Regions from separate parts of the Homo sapiens genome. Here region 1 is linked to region 2. Evidence: chromatin contacts called from ENCODE Hi-C or POLR2A ChIA-PET data. All regions are on one chromosome and are shown on one strand. The core of a region is the stretch at or near the end of the contact, and the rest is flanking DNA. Distances in the headings are between cores, read along the strand shown.

The links. A loop is a pair of places that touch in the nucleus more often than their neighbours do. ChIA-PET counts read pairs that join two places held with the same protein, here RNA polymerase II (POLR2A). Pooled maps may share reads with other maps.
Region 1: a loop to region 2 is called in a pooled map, with 2.2 times the contacts of the local background. The contact joins two enhancer-like sites. A Hi-C loop is called at or near these places in 2 of 168 maps with a recorded cell type or tissue (B cell and OCI-LY7), 23 of 37 single-sample maps with no recorded cell type and 5 of 50 pooled maps. POLR2A ChIA-PET finds 5 or more read pairs at or near these places in 4 of 52 experiments (B cell, H1, SK-N-SH and 1 more).

Annotation. Positions count from the first base shown.
Region 1 is chr9:137,737,477-137,740,176 of GRCh38, forward strand. The region is part of intron 4 of EHMT1 (euchromatic histone lysine methyltransferase 1); the gene reads left to right. Among named protein-coding and RNA genes, the nearest start is that of MIR602, 100 kb to the right of the region's middle. RefSeq lists an enhancer at 604-863. Within about 2 kb of position 1,380, at least 3 of the 41 ENCODE cell types and tissues checked have a DNase peak (open chromatin) inside an H3K27ac peak, as active enhancers do; they include B cell, where a contact is called at or near this core.
Region 2 is chr9:137,690,416-137,693,115 of GRCh38, forward strand. The region is part of intron 1 of EHMT1 (euchromatic histone lysine methyltransferase 1); the gene reads left to right. Among named protein-coding and RNA genes, the nearest start is that of EHMT1, 73 kb to the left of the region's middle. Within about 2 kb of position 1,381, at least 9 of the 41 ENCODE cell types and tissues checked have a DNase peak (open chromatin) inside an H3K27ac peak, as active enhancers do; they include B cell, where a contact is called at or near this core.

The DNA of each region.
Region 1 (2,700 bases), core at 130-2,629, 47 kb after region 2:
CCCTTACCTCACACCATATGCAGAAGTTAGCCTAAGACAGGTCCAGGACCTAAATGTAAGACCTAAACATATAAAATTCTGAGAAGAAAACATAGGACAAAGGCTCCACAACCTTGGATTTGGCAGTGATTTCTTGGACATGACACCAAAAGTGTAGGTAACAAAAAAAAAGGAGACACACTGGGTTTGATGAGACTTGGTGTCTTTTGATGCACAAAGCTTTCTATCTCCTTGTTTCCCTGTTTCCCTGCTTCTTACTGCTGCACTTGGCTAGTCGTAAAGAAAAGACACTGTTAACGGAATAAAAAGGCACCTGTGGAGTAGGAGAAAATATCTGCAAATCCTATGTCTGATGAGGAATTACTACCCAAAATATACAAAAAAAATCCCACAACTCAACAATAAAAACAACTTGATTAAAAAATCAGCAAAGGAGGCCGGGTGCAGTGGCTTGCGCCTGTAATCTCAGCACTTTGGGAGGCCGAGGCAGGCAGATCACCTGAGGTCAGGAGTTCCAGACGAGCCGAGCCAACATAGTGAAACCCCATCTCTACTACAAATACAAAAGTTAGCTGGGCATAGTGGTGCATGCCTGTGGTCCCAGGTACTTGGGAGGCTGAGGCAGGAGAATCACTTGAACCCGAGTGGTAGAGGTTGCAGTGAGCCGAGATCGGACCACTGCACTCCAGCCTGGGTGACAGAGTGAGACTCTGTCTCAAAAAAAACAACAACAAAAAAAAAACAACAAAAAAAACCCAAAAAAGGCAAAGGACTGGAATAGACGTTTATTCAAAGAAGATGCACAAATGGCCAGTAAGCCCATGAAAAGATGCTCAACGTCACTAATCATAAGGTAAATGCAAATCAAAACCACAGTGAGATACCACCGTACACCTGTTGAGGACAGCAACTATCAAAACAGAAAATGGCACATATCAGTGAGGATGCGGAGAAATGGGAACCCTTGTGCACTGCTGGTAGGAAGTGAAACGGTGCATCTGCTGTGAAAAACTCAAAAAACTAAGTGTGGAACTACCATGTGATCCAGCAGTTCCACTGCTGGGCACGTGCCCCAGCAGCACTGAAAGCAGGGTCTTGAAGAGATGCTTGTACACCCACGTTGATAGCAGCATCAACCACAGCAGCCAAAAGGGGGAAGCCACCCGAGGGTCGGCTGTCGGGCGAACGGATCAGCAAAGTGTCGTGTGCAAAACGCAGTGACGTGTGACTCAGCCTGAGAAGCAGCGAAGCTGGGGCCCGCGCTGCAGCGTGGATGAGCCTCGGGGACACTGTGCCGAATGAAGTAAGTCAGCCACAAAAGAACAAATGTTGTACCATTCCACTTAAAGGAGGTCCCTAGAGTCGTCCAACTGATGGACACAGAAAGAGTAGAAGGGGCTGGAGTCTGGGGCTGGAGGAAGGGAATGGAGAGTTAGGGCTTAATGGGAACAGAGCTTCAGTTTGACAAGATGGAAAGAGTTGTGGAGGTAGATAGGGGTGATAGTTGCACAACATTCTGAATGTATTTAATACCATGGAACCGTGCACTTAAAGATGATGAAGATGGTAAATTTTGTGGTGTGTGTATTTTACTAGTAAAAAAAAAAAAAACAGGCCGGGCGCGGTGGCTCATGCCTGTAATCCCAGCACTTTGGGAGGCCGAAGCAGGCAGATCACAAGGTCAGGAGATCGAGACCATCCTGGCTAACACGGTGAAACCTCGTCTCTACTAAAAATAGAAAAATTAGCCGGGCGTGGTGGCCCAGGTACTCAGGAGGCTGAGGCAGGAGAATGGCGTGAACCCAGGAGGCGGAGCTTGCAGTGAGCGGAGATCGCACCAATGCACTCCAGCCTGGGCAACAGAGCCAGACTCAGTCTCAAAAAAAAAAAAAAAAGAAAGAAAAAGTAAACTTAGGTCATAAAGCAGTTTGAGTGTCCACACTTGTAGGTTGCTGCTGGGTTCAGTGTCCACACTTGGGTAGAAGCTGCAGGTCCCTGCTTGGTACAGTGTCCACACTTGAGTAGAAGCTGCAGGTCCCTGCTGGGTTCAATGTTCACACTTGGGTAGAAGCTGCAGGTCCCTGCTGGGTTCATTTTCCACACTTGGGTAGAAGCTGCAGGTCCCTGCTGGGTTCATTGTCCACACTTGGGTAGAAGCTGCAGGTCCCTACTGGGTTCATTGTCCACACTTGGGTAGAAGCTGCAGGTTGCTGCAGAAGTTGCAGTGCTTCCCTTGCGCTTTTTTGCTGGTGACCACAGGACATGCCCAGAGTGGAGGCCCTGCCTTTTGCTTTGTGAGCTTGGAGTGTTCGTGCCTTCTGCATAGGTGGGTGGGAACAGTGCCAAATACTGATCCTGAATGGCCTGGGGTCTCTGTGTGGACTTGTCGGGCAGGGAGGAAGGAGGACGGTGTCTCTGATGGCAGGGAACAGTTCTACAGGTGCTGCTGTCCAGGCATGAGGCCTGGACATAGAGCTGGGCCCTGCTCTATGTGACCTGAGGACAGAAGCCCTTGTGAGTGGCAGAGTTGTGGTGGTGACCACGCAGACTGCTGTGTTTCCCGTGCACTTGCTTTTTTCCCTCACTTCCAACCTCCCATCCACCTTGTCTGCCCTCTGGAGCCTGTCGCCTTTCTTCCTTGTCCACACCTCTTCTACCCAGCAGCCCAGCCTTCCTGCAGAGCAGCTGGGCAGTGCCCAC
Region 2 (2,700 bases), core at 131-2,630:
GGAAGATTGCTTGAGCCCAGGAGTTCAAGACTGCAGTGAGCTGTGATTGCCTCACTGCACTCCCGCCTGGGTGGCAGTGAGACCCTGTCTCAAAAAAAAAAAAAAAAAAAAATTACAGACTAGATGTCGAAGAATATATCTTGTTTCTTGTTTATTTTATTTTATTTTTTTTGAGACAGAGTCTTGCTGTGTCGCCCAGGCTGGAGTGCAGTGGCGCGATCTCGGCTCACTGCAACCTCTGCCTCCCGGGTTCAAGTGATTCTCCTGCCTTAGCCTCCCAAGTAGCTGGGATTACAGGCGTGTGCCACCACACCCAGCCCTCTCCTTTAAACATTCCCGTGTTGGTGGTCATTGTGATCATCACTTGTGTATGTTGCTGTTACAAATTGCACTGCTGCTTTAAACAGCATCATATATTCTTCCACATGTACATGTCCAAGAGTGTTTCTAGATAAGCACCATGAAGTTAAGGTGCTGGGTCATACAGAGAGGACTCATTTAAACATGTTTTAAAATTATGACAACATATACATAACATAAAATTCACCATCTTAACCATTTTTAAGTATAAAGCTCAGTATTGTTAAGTATATTCACATTGTGCTGCTGTTACCACCATCCAGCTCCAGAACTTTTTCATCATTTCAAGCTGAAACTCTGTCTCCATTAAATGCCAAGTCTCCATTCCTCCCTCCCCTCAGCTCTTGGCACCCACCTTTCTATTTCCTGTCTCTAAGACTTGGACTATCTAGGGACCTTACACAAGTGGACCATACAGTATTTATCTTTTGTGCTTGGCTCATTTCTCATAGCATAATGTCCTTAAGGTTCATCTGTGTTATAGGATGTGTCTGAATTTCCTTCCTTTTTAAGGCTGAATAGTATATATGTAATTATATATATATATATAAAATATATTTTTTTTTCTTAAAATTTTTTTTTTGTAGAGACAGAGTTTCTCTGTGTTGCCTAGTCTGGTCTCGAATTCCTGAGCTCAAGTGATCTGCCCGCCTCAGCCTCCCAAAGTGCTGAGATTACAGGCTTGAGCCACCGCGCCCAGCCGTAATGTTCTGTTGTATGAATGGACTACATTTTGTTTGTCCATTAGTGGATGTCCGTTGATGGACACTTGGGTTGCTTCCACCCCTTGGCTATTGCAAGCAATGCTGTTGTGAACATGGTGTGTAAATATCTCTTTGAGACCCTGCTTTCAATTGCTAGGTCATATGGTAATTCTATTTTTGATGTGTTGAGGAACCGCCATACTGTTTCCCATAGCAACCGCACCATTTTGCATTCTCACTAGCAGCACGCAAGGGTTCCAGCTTCTCCACGTCCTTGCCAGCACTTGTAAGGGTCCATCTCTTTGATGACAGTCTCTCCTGGGTGTGAAGTGGCCTCTTGTGCTTGGTACACTTGCCTGGCTCTTGGCTCCCGCCCACATGCGAAGCGCCCTGTCTCCCCTGGGCAGGGACTGGGCCCTGTGTTTCCTGGCCCTGGTTCTCTCATTTCCTTCCTCTTTTAATAGAGGACCTTTTGAGAGTGTTCTCTTTCCCTGAAATATAAATGAAGTGCAGTTTACTAAAAATTCACAGGATATTCCTGATTGTATTGAAGTGCAAAACAGGCAGAACTAATGAGAAGGGTGATGTGTGTAAGAATTTGGAAATGGTATAGGATGAGAATCATACACAACACCAGCCAGTATCAGGCAAGGTTCCAGAACACCACTGGGGAAGGGGCTCCTTCAGCGCTGATGAAGAACGTTTACGTGCACCTGTGGATCTTTCACATGGCATGTCGTCACTAGATGGTGTTTTTCTTTTTTTTCTTTTCTTTCTTTCTTTCTTTCTTTTTTTTTTTTTTTGAGACAGAGCCTCACTCTGTTGTCCAGGCTGGAGTGCAGTGGTGTGATCTTAGCTCACTGCAACCTCCGCCTCCTGGGTTCAAGCAATTCTCCTGCCTCAGCCTCCCAAGTAGCTGGGATTGCAGGCGTGCACCACCGCGCCGGGCTAGTGTTTGTATTTTTAGTGGAAACGGGGTTTCGCTGTGTTGGCCAGGCCCGATCTCGAACTCCTGACCTCAGGTGATCCACCCACCTCAGCCTCCCAAAGTGCTGGTATTACAGACGTGAGCCACCGAGCCCGGCCTCAGATGGTGTTTTTCCATCAACTTTTTCTTTTTACTTAGAAAGGAGTTTTTAAAACCATAAAAAGTGAGAAAACTCTCTTTTAGACGTTGATATCTTCCATGTGTGGGAGGAGCTAGATGATCTGCGCGCTGGTCAGAAGCACGTTGCATGGTGTGTGTGTGTCGGACGGCAGTGAACAATGCTCAGGCGCCTGCTCCAGCCCTGGTGAAGCCATCATGCTCCAGTGCGCAGTGTCTGTTGCTGCTGGGTGTGGGAGCACCAAGGAAGAGACCTGGGCAGGAGCTGACTTCAGAGCCGGCTGAGGAGGGGTGAACACGTGCGGGCAGTGGTAGGGTGTCTTTTGGAAAAAAGGGACAATCAGAAGCCTGAGAGTCCGGGGTGGATGTGGCCACAAGGGTTGTCCTTGGAATCGGCTGGACGGCACCTCTGCCTGCCTCACCTGGGGGCTTTGGACCCTTTGGCGAATGGGCACAGCAGAGGTTTTCAGCATGGCAATAATAAGACTTTTTAGAAAGGAAAAGTGTAGTGGGTGGATGGAAAGAGCAGGT